2 separate regions of the Homo sapiens genome follow, and region 2 is linked to region 1. Evidence: chromatin contacts called from ENCODE Hi-C or POLR2A ChIA-PET data. All regions are on one chromosome and are shown on one strand. The core of a region is the stretch at or near the end of the contact, and the rest is flanking DNA. Distances in the headings are between cores, read along the strand shown. Region 1 has its middle 85 kb from the start of PNPT1. Region 2 overlaps MIR217HG (MIR217 host gene).

The links. A loop is a pair of places that touch in the nucleus more often than their neighbours do. ChIA-PET counts read pairs that join two places held with the same protein, here RNA polymerase II (POLR2A). Pooled maps may share reads with other maps.
Region 2: a map of endothelial cell of umbilical vein shows a loop between it and region 1 (11-fold over the local background). The contact joins two enhancer-like sites. A Hi-C loop is called at or near these places in 34 of 168 maps with a recorded cell type or tissue (A673, Caco-2, Calu3 and 26 more), 19 of 37 single-sample maps with no recorded cell type and 29 of 50 pooled maps. POLR2A ChIA-PET finds 5 or more read pairs at or near these places in 1 of 52 experiments (A549).

Annotation. Positions count from the first base shown.
Region 1 is chr2:55,776,518-55,781,750 of GRCh38, forward strand. No RefSeq gene overlaps it. Among named protein-coding and RNA genes, the nearest start is that of PNPT1, 85 kb to the left of the region's middle. Within about 2 kb of position 3,259, at least 5 of the 41 ENCODE cell types and tissues checked have a DNase peak (open chromatin) inside an H3K27ac peak, as active enhancers do; they include endothelial cell of umbilical vein, where a contact is called at or near this core.
Region 2 is chr2:55,988,246-55,994,251 of GRCh38, forward strand. All of the region lies in intron 2 of MIR217HG (MIR217 host gene), which reads right to left. All of the region lies in intron 3 of LOC105374690 (a long non-coding RNA gene), which reads left to right. MIR216A (microRNA 216a) reads right to left here and starts at 814; the gene lies at 705-814. Within about 2 kb of position 4,471, at least 3 of the 41 ENCODE cell types and tissues checked have a DNase peak (open chromatin) inside an H3K27ac peak, as active enhancers do; they include endothelial cell of umbilical vein, where a contact is called at or near this core.

The DNA of each region.
Region 1 (5,233 bases), core at 2,009-4,508:
TATTACGGTTGGTTTTTCCTGAGCATCAAGAGACTTGGGATTCTTCCATATTTTCTAAAGAAGGTGGTTCTAGGGCCAGGTTCTGGCAAGACCAGGAACACTGTTGCTTCAGAGCCCCAGGGTTTGATGAATTTGTTCTGTGGGGATTAGTAGAGTAGATGAATGAGTAACAGAAATGGTAATTAAGCAATATGATAGGACAGACTATGGCATAACAGCGATTAATGGGATGCCTCAGGTGAGCATAGAGGCACAAGGCAGAACTGAGAGCTCTTGGTATCCAGAGAAGTGTCATTAATCAGCATTATCTCATGCTTGAGAGTGGTTTTATTGAAATTATAAAATAGGTACTTAAAATAACATTAAAAGCACAATTTTAAACCTGCACAATTGATTTTAGTGAAGTACTATGCCAGAGAAAAATTTCAACCTTCCAGAGGACTGTACTCCTAGAAAAAGAAAAAGAAAGCTGTGCTCCTCAAAGCTAAAAGTAGACCATTGACACAGTTTTGCTCTGCCAACTTTACCTTCTTAAAATTGTTCTTTTCATTGTAAACCACAGTAGAGACCAGCACAAACAGAAGTGAAATCTTGGCAGTGCTTCTTTCTGCCTCATGTGCCTTGTAATGTCTCCCAAGCTCTCAGCCAAGGTTGGCTATTTCCTCCACATCAAATTGCAAGGAAGTGTGTAAAGGAAGAGGTTCTGGACAACATGCAAGCATCTGTTGAATTTGGTACAATCTATTGCATCTACAGATCGAAGAGAAAACATGAGGTTTGGGATTTGATGGTCGGGGAAAGTGATTAGGTCTCTCACCTTGAGCCGCTATGATGGGTTCATCCCAGTAGGGATGTAGTTCAGTATCAAGCACTTTAAATCAAGGGATTATACAAGAGGTCAACATCTAGTCAGGTACAGGTTGCTAGTTGGGTACCCTGCGATTCAGAGATGAGCTTGAGTTTTGGAGAAGGCCTTTGCAAACTCAGATTGGAAACCTAAGGGCAGGGAAAGCAACATAGTCCAGAGCTGATGGACCTGACATGCCCAGGAGAGCTTGGTGTCATGCCTAGAATACCTAGTAAGGCTTCCTCCTTCACCTACCCACTTCCATTATCAGCGCCCCACCCCCCCACCTAAACTTGGTTCCCCTAAAAGGACTCTGATACTGATTCATCAGAATTAATTAAATAAGTGGGTACCTCCTTTCTTTGTGTATTAGAAAAAAAAAGAGTTGTGACTTCATACTCAACTAAAACAAGATGAAACAACACAAAACGAAGACCATTTGCCTTTTTTTCCTGCAAAAATCCTGCTCTAGTCATATTTAGATTACTGCCTCATTAGAATTGCACATTGTTTTTTTAGCTTTAATCTTGCCTCAGCCCTGAGAGTAGGTTGCATGGTTATCCCCTGAAAGATAGGTCCAACTACAACATGTGAATGTGAACCTTATTTGGAAAAAAGGTTTTTGCAGATGTAATTAAGTTGAGGATCTTAAGATGAAATCATCCTGGATTAGTATGGGCCCTAACTCCAATGACAAGTGTCCTTATAGAAGAAGAGAAGGGGAGAAGACACAGATAAGATGGAGGTCTAAAGAACAAGGCAGAGAATAGGAGTGATTGGCACTTACAAGCCAAGGAATTCCAAGGATTACCAGCAATCACTAGGAGCTAGAAGAGAAGCATGGAATGGATTTTCCCTTGGAGCCTCCAGAAGAAATCAAATCTTGCTGATAGCTTGATGTTAAACTTGTGGCTCCAAAAACTGTGAGAGAATACATTTCTGTTATTTTAAGCCACCATGTTTGTGATCATTTCTATGGCAGCCACAGAAAATACAACCTTGTAGAGCCTACATCAAGGAACAGTTTTAGTTGAAGGGGCTCGGAAACTTGCTAACTTGCTGACCTTAGTACCCAGGGATGATCTTCTACAGTTCAATCCAGATTTTGGGATTTCTGGAGTTAAGGGAGGAGAAACCTTTGACGTGGGTGGGATGGATCACTCTCCTAGTTTCATTGCAGACCATGCTATGATACTGTTCTTTTTCTGAAATGGGTGGAAGCCTTTTATTGTACAACTCATGCCAACCAGCTTGGTATGATACTTGACAAATTAAATGAGTTTAAATGCTTTAATGGACAGCTAAAATACCATCTTAAAATGTAAAGTTGTTAACCATCTGCTAAAAAGTACAATTCTGAGAACCACAGATAAGTACCCTGAGCTCTGGTTTCACTAATTTAATCATTAAATATACAATGAGCACATTCACGTTCTCTGTCTTTCTGGGATTTACATTCTGTGAAGTCACTGGATTCAGAACAATAGACTTCATTTGACTTGGTTTACTCTTTCTTTGTTCCTCTCAGTTGATATAAAGATCCAGACTTGCAAAATGGATAAGAAAGAGGATGATGATTTGCTTTACACAAGGATCCTTTGCTTTATAAAAGAATTAAATGTATGGTTCATCCATTCAGCAAGTATTTATTGAGAATCTGTGTGGCAGGTGCAGTTCCATATCCTGAGGATACAGGAATGAACAAGGCACAGTTCCTATCCTCATGGAGCTTACTTTCTAATAGGAAAGACAGGTGCTGAGCAGATAAACAGTCATATAAATTAATAAACATACTATGATATCAGACAATATTATGTAATATGAAGAGGTTCCTCCTCCCCCAATGCCAAGACATATTTTGAAGGGAATTTTTTTTTTATCTTTTCTGATTATTTTTTAACAAACCTTGGTTTTTCAGAAGGCAACAGTCTCCTAGTTGGTCTCCTAGTTTCTACTCTTGAACCACCTCAAATCTGTTCTTCATCCAGCAGCCATAAACAAGGTGATGTCCCCTCACATCCCCTGTTTTGTCCTTCACTTAGAAAGGAATCCAAATTTCTACAAGGTCTTGTGCTATCTGTCCCCCACATACCTCTACCCTTGTTTCTTGCCACTGGCCCTATGGTCACTTGTTCAGCCGCATTTGTCTTTCCCTCAGTTCCTTCAGGACACACATGTAGCCTCCTCTGCTTTTCATGTTTTTCACTCCTCTCCCCCTTCAATAGGTCGTTCTTGCTATCCCCCATCACATAAATCTGTCACAGCATCTATCACAGATTGGAAATGTACACACACACACACACACACATTTGCACACTAGTTCTCCCTTTTTGGTGGTTTTGCTTTCTGTGGTTTCAGTTACCTGCAGTCAACTGTGGTCTGAAAATATTAAATGGGAAATTCCAGAAATAAACTGTTCACAAGTTTTACATTGTGTGCCATTTTGAGTAGTATGATAAAATCTCTCGCCATCCTGCTCCAACCTGCTTGGAATGTGAATCATCCTTTCGTCCAGCGGATCTACGCTGTCTGCATTCCTCATCTGTTAGTCACTTAGTAGCCATCTAGGTAATCAGATTGGCAGATCATAAGAAGAAGGGTAAGTATAGTACAATACGATATTTGAGAGGGAAAGACAGACAGAGACTACATTTACATTACTTGTGTTATGGTATATTGTTCTAGTTGTTCTATTTGATTATTAGTTATTGTTGTTAACTCTTACTGTGCCTTATTTATAAATTAAACTGTATCATAGATATGTACATACAGGAAAAAAACCCATAGTATCTCTAGGGTTCAGTACTATCTGTGGTTTTAGGCATTCACAGGAGGTCCTGGGACTACTGTCTATTTATTTGCTTGGTACTTGCTCCCTGCAAGTCTTCTCATTTTACTAATCTGAAACTCCAGGAGGGGATGGGATCACAGCTGTGTACTTAGAACCTAGCCTGGCACTTGACACATAGAAACTGTAGGCAGACATTTGTTGAATGACTTAAAAAGAAAAAAAGAAAATGTGCTAATGAGTGAGGACCAAATAACTTTTAAGAAATTAATCAATTTCAAAGACCAAGTTACCTAAATTATTCTTACATTAAATTGTATTGCTTTGTAAGTTTATTATTTTCCAGTCCTTTTGTGCCTACAGTTGTAGTCTCAGAAAGGAGAAAGTTTACTGGAATCAGGTGAATTGTGGCCACAGAAATACTTTCATGTTCCTTTCCAGCACAAATTTGTTGGTTAACAAATGGAAGGCATTTAATAAATATGACTAGCTGTTGGTTGTGTATATCCTCAATGAAAGAGAAGATGCTGAGATAGTTCTTCAACATATTCTAGAAAGCAGCTCCCTAATTTGTGGGCAGTCACTTTACCAATGACCTTTTTGCACTAAAGGTTACTGTCCCCTTCTTTAACTAGGCAGTTTCATCTTCCTTCCGACTATGGAAAGCTTGGGTGCTTTTGTTAGTGCTATTTGAGGGAGGAGGTACCCACAAAGTCAGTTCCTGTCTGTGGCAAGTTGAAGTTAGAGATCACTGTTGTTTGGTGTCCAATGGGTGACAATGCCAAAATTCAGAAATAGCTGGCAAAGTCCCTGCCTCCTAGTGGGAGCCTAGAGGCTGGTGGCTTGGTGTTCTAGCTTCACCAAGCTAGAGTTCAGCTCCATTATACATCAAGGAGGATTTTGTGGTCTGATCTGGAAACCTAATATCCCCTCATGACATTATTTTAAAGGGAGAATGCAACCAGAGTGCCAGATAATAAACCTTTAAGGAAATTTTTGGAACTTAATGCCTCCTTAAAATAAGACAGAGTTTCACTTTTAAAAAATTCCCTGGAGAGAATCAGAAAACTTTTTTTTTGAATTATTGGGCAAAATCTAATACTTAGCCAAGGGCAATTGATTTTTATATTTTCTAAATTTTCTATAATGAATATATATTTTTTATTAAAATTTGTTTTTAGGAGAAAGGAAAGACATTACAAGGAAAAGGAAGGCCATTACAGGGAATATAATAACATAAATATAATAAATTATATAAGGGCCCATTGCAGTAGAGGCAAGGGTGGGAAATGTGCACACTGCAAGGAGCGACTCACATGTGATACTGAAAATCATTGGTGATGCCCTCAGCCTCAGCCTGAAAAGGTATGGACACAAATGAACAGATTAGCAACCCAGCTTACACTGATGTGGTTTCTTGAACCTCAGCAATAATCTTTCCTCTTGGAAGTGACCCACTGGACAATGCAGAAGGTGGCCAGGGAATGTATTTGCAATCAGGCTCTGCCCTGGACTCATTTTACCCTCTTCATTTCTGTTCCGCCACTGAAGCTGCTGAGTACAGATGCTGTCATTTTACACTAGGGGTCCTCTTTTTC
Region 2 (6,006 bases), core at 3,221-5,720, 210 kb after region 1:
TGTTGTTAAAGTTATCCCACATTTAATTATAAATTTGGTTCATCTGATTTGTTTTGTGTTACTGGGTGAATGAGGAAGATAACTGGCCTTGATTTTTCACCCTGAAGAATTACATTTGTTCTTATTCTTTTTATGGAAAAGGATTATCTGTTTCCAGGGATCACCGAGAATTAGAGTTGGGTACAGCTCAAAAGTTTCATGGCAACCTCAGCCTAAGCCATAGTTGATTCTAAATTTCAATATTATTTAGGGCAGATGAATGTGAAACACTTACAGAAGGAATGAGGAAGGGCGATTAAATGTGATAATCTGGGGAGTTGAAGTTTGAGGAGGGCCTGGCAGGAGATCGTCCTCTTTTAGACTGTTTGGAATTTGATGGAGTAGCACCCACAAAGAGAGTGGGAGGAGCTTTCAGAGGGAAAATATTTTGGGTTCAGCTTCTAACACCCAAACTCCCTTGGCTGCAATTTTTTAAAAAACCAAGTAGCACTGAAGGAGCGCAGTAAGTAGCAAGCGAATCCAATAAAGGCAAATTAATTCCCAAGGCTGGTTTCCTTTCCAGCACAACAGCACTTTAGAAAAAGACTTTACTAAGATTAAAAGAGGTTGAGCATGAAACAGTAACCATCGAAACTTTTCCCCCCGTCTTGGTCATGAAATAGAAATTTGGTGTTTAATTTTGGTTGCCATGCAAGTCTTTTGATTCGTGAGGGCTAGGAAATTGCTCTGTTTAGCATAATCCCAGAGACCACTGTGAGGGATTGTATGAACATCTCACAGTTGCCAGCTGAGATTAAGCCAACTCACAGCCATCCGTGTTAGACCTGCAAGAGAAAGTGTATGAGCAGAGGCACGTGGCTGCCTCAGGTGGAAGCACATCTTCATACATCGAGTGCACCAGCAGAAGCCCTGATGTACCCCTCTGCATTTTTCTTGAGGCGACATTATCAAGCTACTCCTCTTGCTGAATTCACAGATTTCTGGCATATGCTATATTGCATGTAATGTCATAAAAGTATAATCTTTGCATTTAGAAAGGATTTACTCTAATCCATATATAGTAAGAAACAGCCAAGTAGGAGTACAGGTGAATGTAAAACCAATCACTAAAAATGATTTTTTAAACAAGCTTTATAGAGAACTTGGAAACATCAAAGCCAAACACTCTAAAATTTGTCCTCAGACAAGAAAACCAGCAATTACGTTGAAAAAGTAATGACCGTATACTCACCAAATGGCCAGATGTGTCAATAGCGGTGGCTATTACCTTTCATAGATGGTGGTATGTCCTCCCCTCTTGCCCACATCACTGTCATGGCTAAGTGAGACTGAGCCATGATCTAAGCCCCTCAGTCCACTGGGTGGGGCTAATCAATGGTAAGAATAATGATTAAGAACGGAAGGAAGAGGAAACGCCCTCAGAGTTTCCCCACCATCTGCCGTGGATGGCATCTCAACTTGAGTGAGTGTAAGAAGCACATAGGAAACTTGTTACAAATGTAGATCCCCAGGACCTACCTCTATATTTTGATTCAGTAGGTCTGGTTTTGGTGGCTGCGATTTGCACTTCGGTGGAGATTTTCCACTGCCTTTCTCCAGCTTCACTTCATACTAGACCATTTCTTCCTCTACATTGTAGACTCCAGCTCTAACAAGTTCTGAGAATCCAATGAGCTGTGTTTGCCCATACTTGGAATTATTTCTTCTTTCTCTCTCCCTCCTCTCTCTCTCTTTCACACACACACACACACACACACACACACACACCCCCTTGTGTGACAGTCACACATTGAAAACTATCACACACTGCCTTCTCTCCCCAGTCTCCCTTTTTTGGCACCTGTAATACACAATGGTGTTTTCTCACTCACATGCTTTCTCCTTCATTGACTGCAAACTTCCAAGTGTTGGCACTGTGCTTATTCATCTCTATATCCTCAACTATACTATTCTCAGTTTAGCATCTGATGTTTAATAAGTGCTCAAAAAAATTTTGTCAAACTAAATCAAATGTTTGTTGAAGCAAAGAATTATGGATTTCAGCTCATAACTTGTCCTTTAATAATTGAGACTTGACACAATTAAGAGAGTGGTAATTTACAGAGTTAGAAAAGTGGCTTTTCGTTTTAAAAGTCAGGTAAATATAAAGTTACAAAACAATTGAGAAAGAACAATTGAATATAATCTTGTGCCTCATATGGACTCCTAAGTACAAAGCTACTTTTGTAAAATAAGAATGTCTCATCATTAGGATTTAACTTTTTAAATATTGTTCTAAGTTTATTTTCTGGAGTCAAATTGCTCAGGATTAAAAATAAGCAGATTTTATCTTAATCAAAAAACAAGGGCTTCTCAGAGCAACATGAATGACGTTCAGTTTTTTCTTTTCTCTTAATCTTATATTTGATTTTCCTTTCTCTCTAGAAAGTTTAATAGTGAAAAGTTACCATAGAGAAGTGACAGGAGTATGTAGTTCTTCTTCCCTCTGCTAGAAAACATTAAGAAAAGATCATAAATGGGAACATCATATGCTGATGTGGAAGATGAGACAGCTTTTTATTAATCTTAAGTTGTCATGTCCACAACTGCACAGGGAGGTGGGCTCTCAATGGAAGCAAAGACATATACGTTTCTGCCTTGCCTACCTTAGTGGGTTGCTGTGATGGGCATTTAAAAAAGAAAAAGGAAGAAACTGATACAAAGTTGTTTTGGCAACAAAGCTATATTAATGTGGATAGATAGTCCACAGGCCAGATAAACTGAAATACAGTAGCAAAGTATCAAGGAGTAAGCTGTTTCTAACACTATCTATACATTCTGTTCAAGTATTCTGAGGATATTATCTAAGATGTCTCTATATGCATATTTTGGGTGCACCGCAATGTATGCATTTGTGATCTTAGTTCTGTTAGAGACTCTCTATAGATTTGTATTTGAGAGTAATAAATTTCAGTTTGGTCATTGGGTCTGTTCAGATGGTGGCAATTTTCCTATTTCCCTGAAGACTAGTGTTATTTATTCAAAGCTGTAATTATTTGGATATCTTCTGAAAACCTGGAGGACTACCCCTTCCTGCAGCTATCTTGGCTGTGGAATGGTGTGTGGGGTGTCGGGAAGCACATGAGCTTTGGAGTGAAGTGGACCTTGGTGTGACTCCTGGTTCTAATACTTAACTACCTGTGGGCTTTAAGGCAAATTGTTTTATTTCTTGGAGCCTCAGTTTCTGTGTTGGTAATACTTGTGCATGAGATTAAGAACTAAATGTGGTGTTTGTGAAAATGTCTAACTAGTACAGAATCTGATACACAGATTCTCCATAAATGCTAATTTTATTTTGTTTTAATTTTACTCCTATGTCCTTTGGTTAACTCAATTACTTTTTCTGTTAGTTTTACAAATCTTCCACCTCTAGAGTTTACAAATGTTATCCAAATCCCACTCATTTTTTATGCTTGTGTCTTTTTTGTTATTTTCCTCCTTCCTAGAATTTTTTCATATCCATTTCTGTATCTTGCTTGAATTACTGGTTTATTACCAATGTACTAGGGTAGTTAGTATATAGGTCAAGAGATGTCTCAATCTCTAAGTTGAAGGGCTTCTGAGTTTACATGATGTTATTGATTCCTCTGAACCTTATGGTATCTAGAGTTGATACAAGCTGTATTTGCAATTCAGTTTTCTCTTCTTTCTCTCCATCATCTGAGACATGTCCTCCCTCAAACTTCAGCCTTGAATTCTGAAACATCTCAGGTCTTTGGATACTCAAACTCAAGCTAGTGCTGAAGTAGTATTAATTTTGTTATATTTGAGTATCTTTTGCATCCTACTTTTTGGAAATTAACTCAAAACAAAGGTAGAAAATCTATATAAATCAACTGAAAAAGTGCTGGTAGATGAGAGGACCCATGAGAATCCACTCAATGTTACTCTCTTCTGTATCCTAATTTCCTAGCAGTTATGATAACTACCTGAAGTTTCCCTAAATGAACTTCTGCTCTTTGATTTCTGGTTGAGAGTCACTATCCAAGCAATAACTCTTTTCAAGTCTGCTTCCTTTCACCTTGTCTTTTTGTTATTTCTGGGACTGGGACTCTGTATCCTCCAAGGTTTGAAAAATAGCCAAACATTATTTATTATTTTTGCAGCCTTGTAGGCATTTGGAAAATGTTTGGCTTCAAATTGATTTCAATAAAATAGTTGGCTGGAGTTACAAATGAGCATTTTGGCTGGAATTGTGTTAAATACCAGTTTGAATTTTGGTAAAGCTGCCCTGAATACATCTATCTTTGTCAATGGATTTGTTTGTTTATTAAGTGCATACTTTCTGGATTTTTGTGGGAAAAGAAGGTCAGACAGAGGAACATGAGGATTAGAAGTGATTACGAACAGGGAAAGGGATTCATGGAGAGTGGTGTCTAGAGATAAGGCATTACGAGAAGGGAATTTGAGTCATAGTGTGCATAAGTGGGTGTCGAGTCCAAAGCCAAAGCCGGAACTGCCATTGAGCTGAGCTTCCCACTGGCATGTTTTCCACATTCTGAATGGTGGAGACATTCTTGAATAGGTAGTCACAATTAACAACAGAACATAAGTATTACTGATACAAAGGATGGTTCCCATAAAAAGGCTTTATCCTTCTCTAGTTCAAGCTTCTGCAAAGCCTTAAAAAGAAGCCAGCTCCACTTCAAGAGATATGGTGCATTCTACATCCCTGTGACCCAAGCGGATAAGTAATGTCCTCAGAGAAAGCCATTATTAGTAGGTTGGATAATGATAATAGTATGAGTAATTGGAGAGAAATAAAGTAGTTTCTGTTAGAATAGTCATTGGGGGCTGCCTATATGTAATTGGGTTGCAATCCTTAAGACTAAACTTATGCCAACTTCTCTTTCATAAAAAAAGAAAATTTTGGAGGTGCTCTTTCTGCAGACCAGAGACATAATAATAATTAACTTCAGTGACATGAGCCACTGATCTGCTCCATGGAATTGAAGTTGTAATGGCTGAATCAGCTTGGACCTACCTTCTCTGGTAGAGTACATCCACAGTAAAAGAAGGAGAAAAGTTTTTCCTGGAAATATTTAGGAGACAGTGTTTAGAATCCAGATCTCTGAAGATTCTTGCAACAGAGAAGAAATGTCAGTCTAAGTTCGTCAGAGTTTTCTTTTTTCTTTTTTTCTGGAGATGGAGTCTCGCTCTGTCACCCAGTCTGGAGTGCAGTGGCACGATCTCGGCTCACTGCAACCTCTGCCTCCCGGGTTCAAGCAATTCTCCTGCCTCAGCCTCCTGAGTAGCTGGGACTACAGGCACCCGCCACCATGCCTGGCTTATTTTTTTGTATTTTTAGTAGAGACAGGGTTTCACCGTGTTGCCCAGACTGGTTTCGAACTCCTGAGCTCAGGCAATCCACCTGCCTCAGCCTCCCAAAGTGCTAGGATTACAGGCGTGAGCCACCACGCCTGGCTGTTTGTCAGAGTTTTCTAAGAGGATACTTGGTTTGGGAAGATGGAAGTGATGCTAAAGGCAACAAACATGAAAGCATGGAAGATGATTAGATACTTGCAGCCTGTAAGCCTGTAAGTCTCCACGACAGAATGTTGGGCAAGAGTGCAAAAGGGTAGACTTACCCATTGTCAGCTTCTTGGAGGCAGGGGCCAAGTTTGAGATTTCTTCTGCAATTCTCGCAGTGCCTGACTGGAACTCAATGGCTTCTTTGAGGAGTTGAGTGCCATGCCACAATCTGGCAGGATTCACATCCTATAAGAAGGTGTTTATTCTAGAAGCAAATGCATCCCCATTGTCAATTTAACTGTCTAGTGACCCAGGAAAAAGGCATAACCCCTACAAAATCTCAGTTTTCTCACTAAAAAATAGGATCCCAGTATCTATCTCACAGGCTTGCTGGGAGTTTAAATAAAAATATTTACATAAAATGCCTAACAATGTCTGACATGGAACCATACAGTACTAATAACAGTGTCAAAAGCTGCTATTTAATTAGGGATG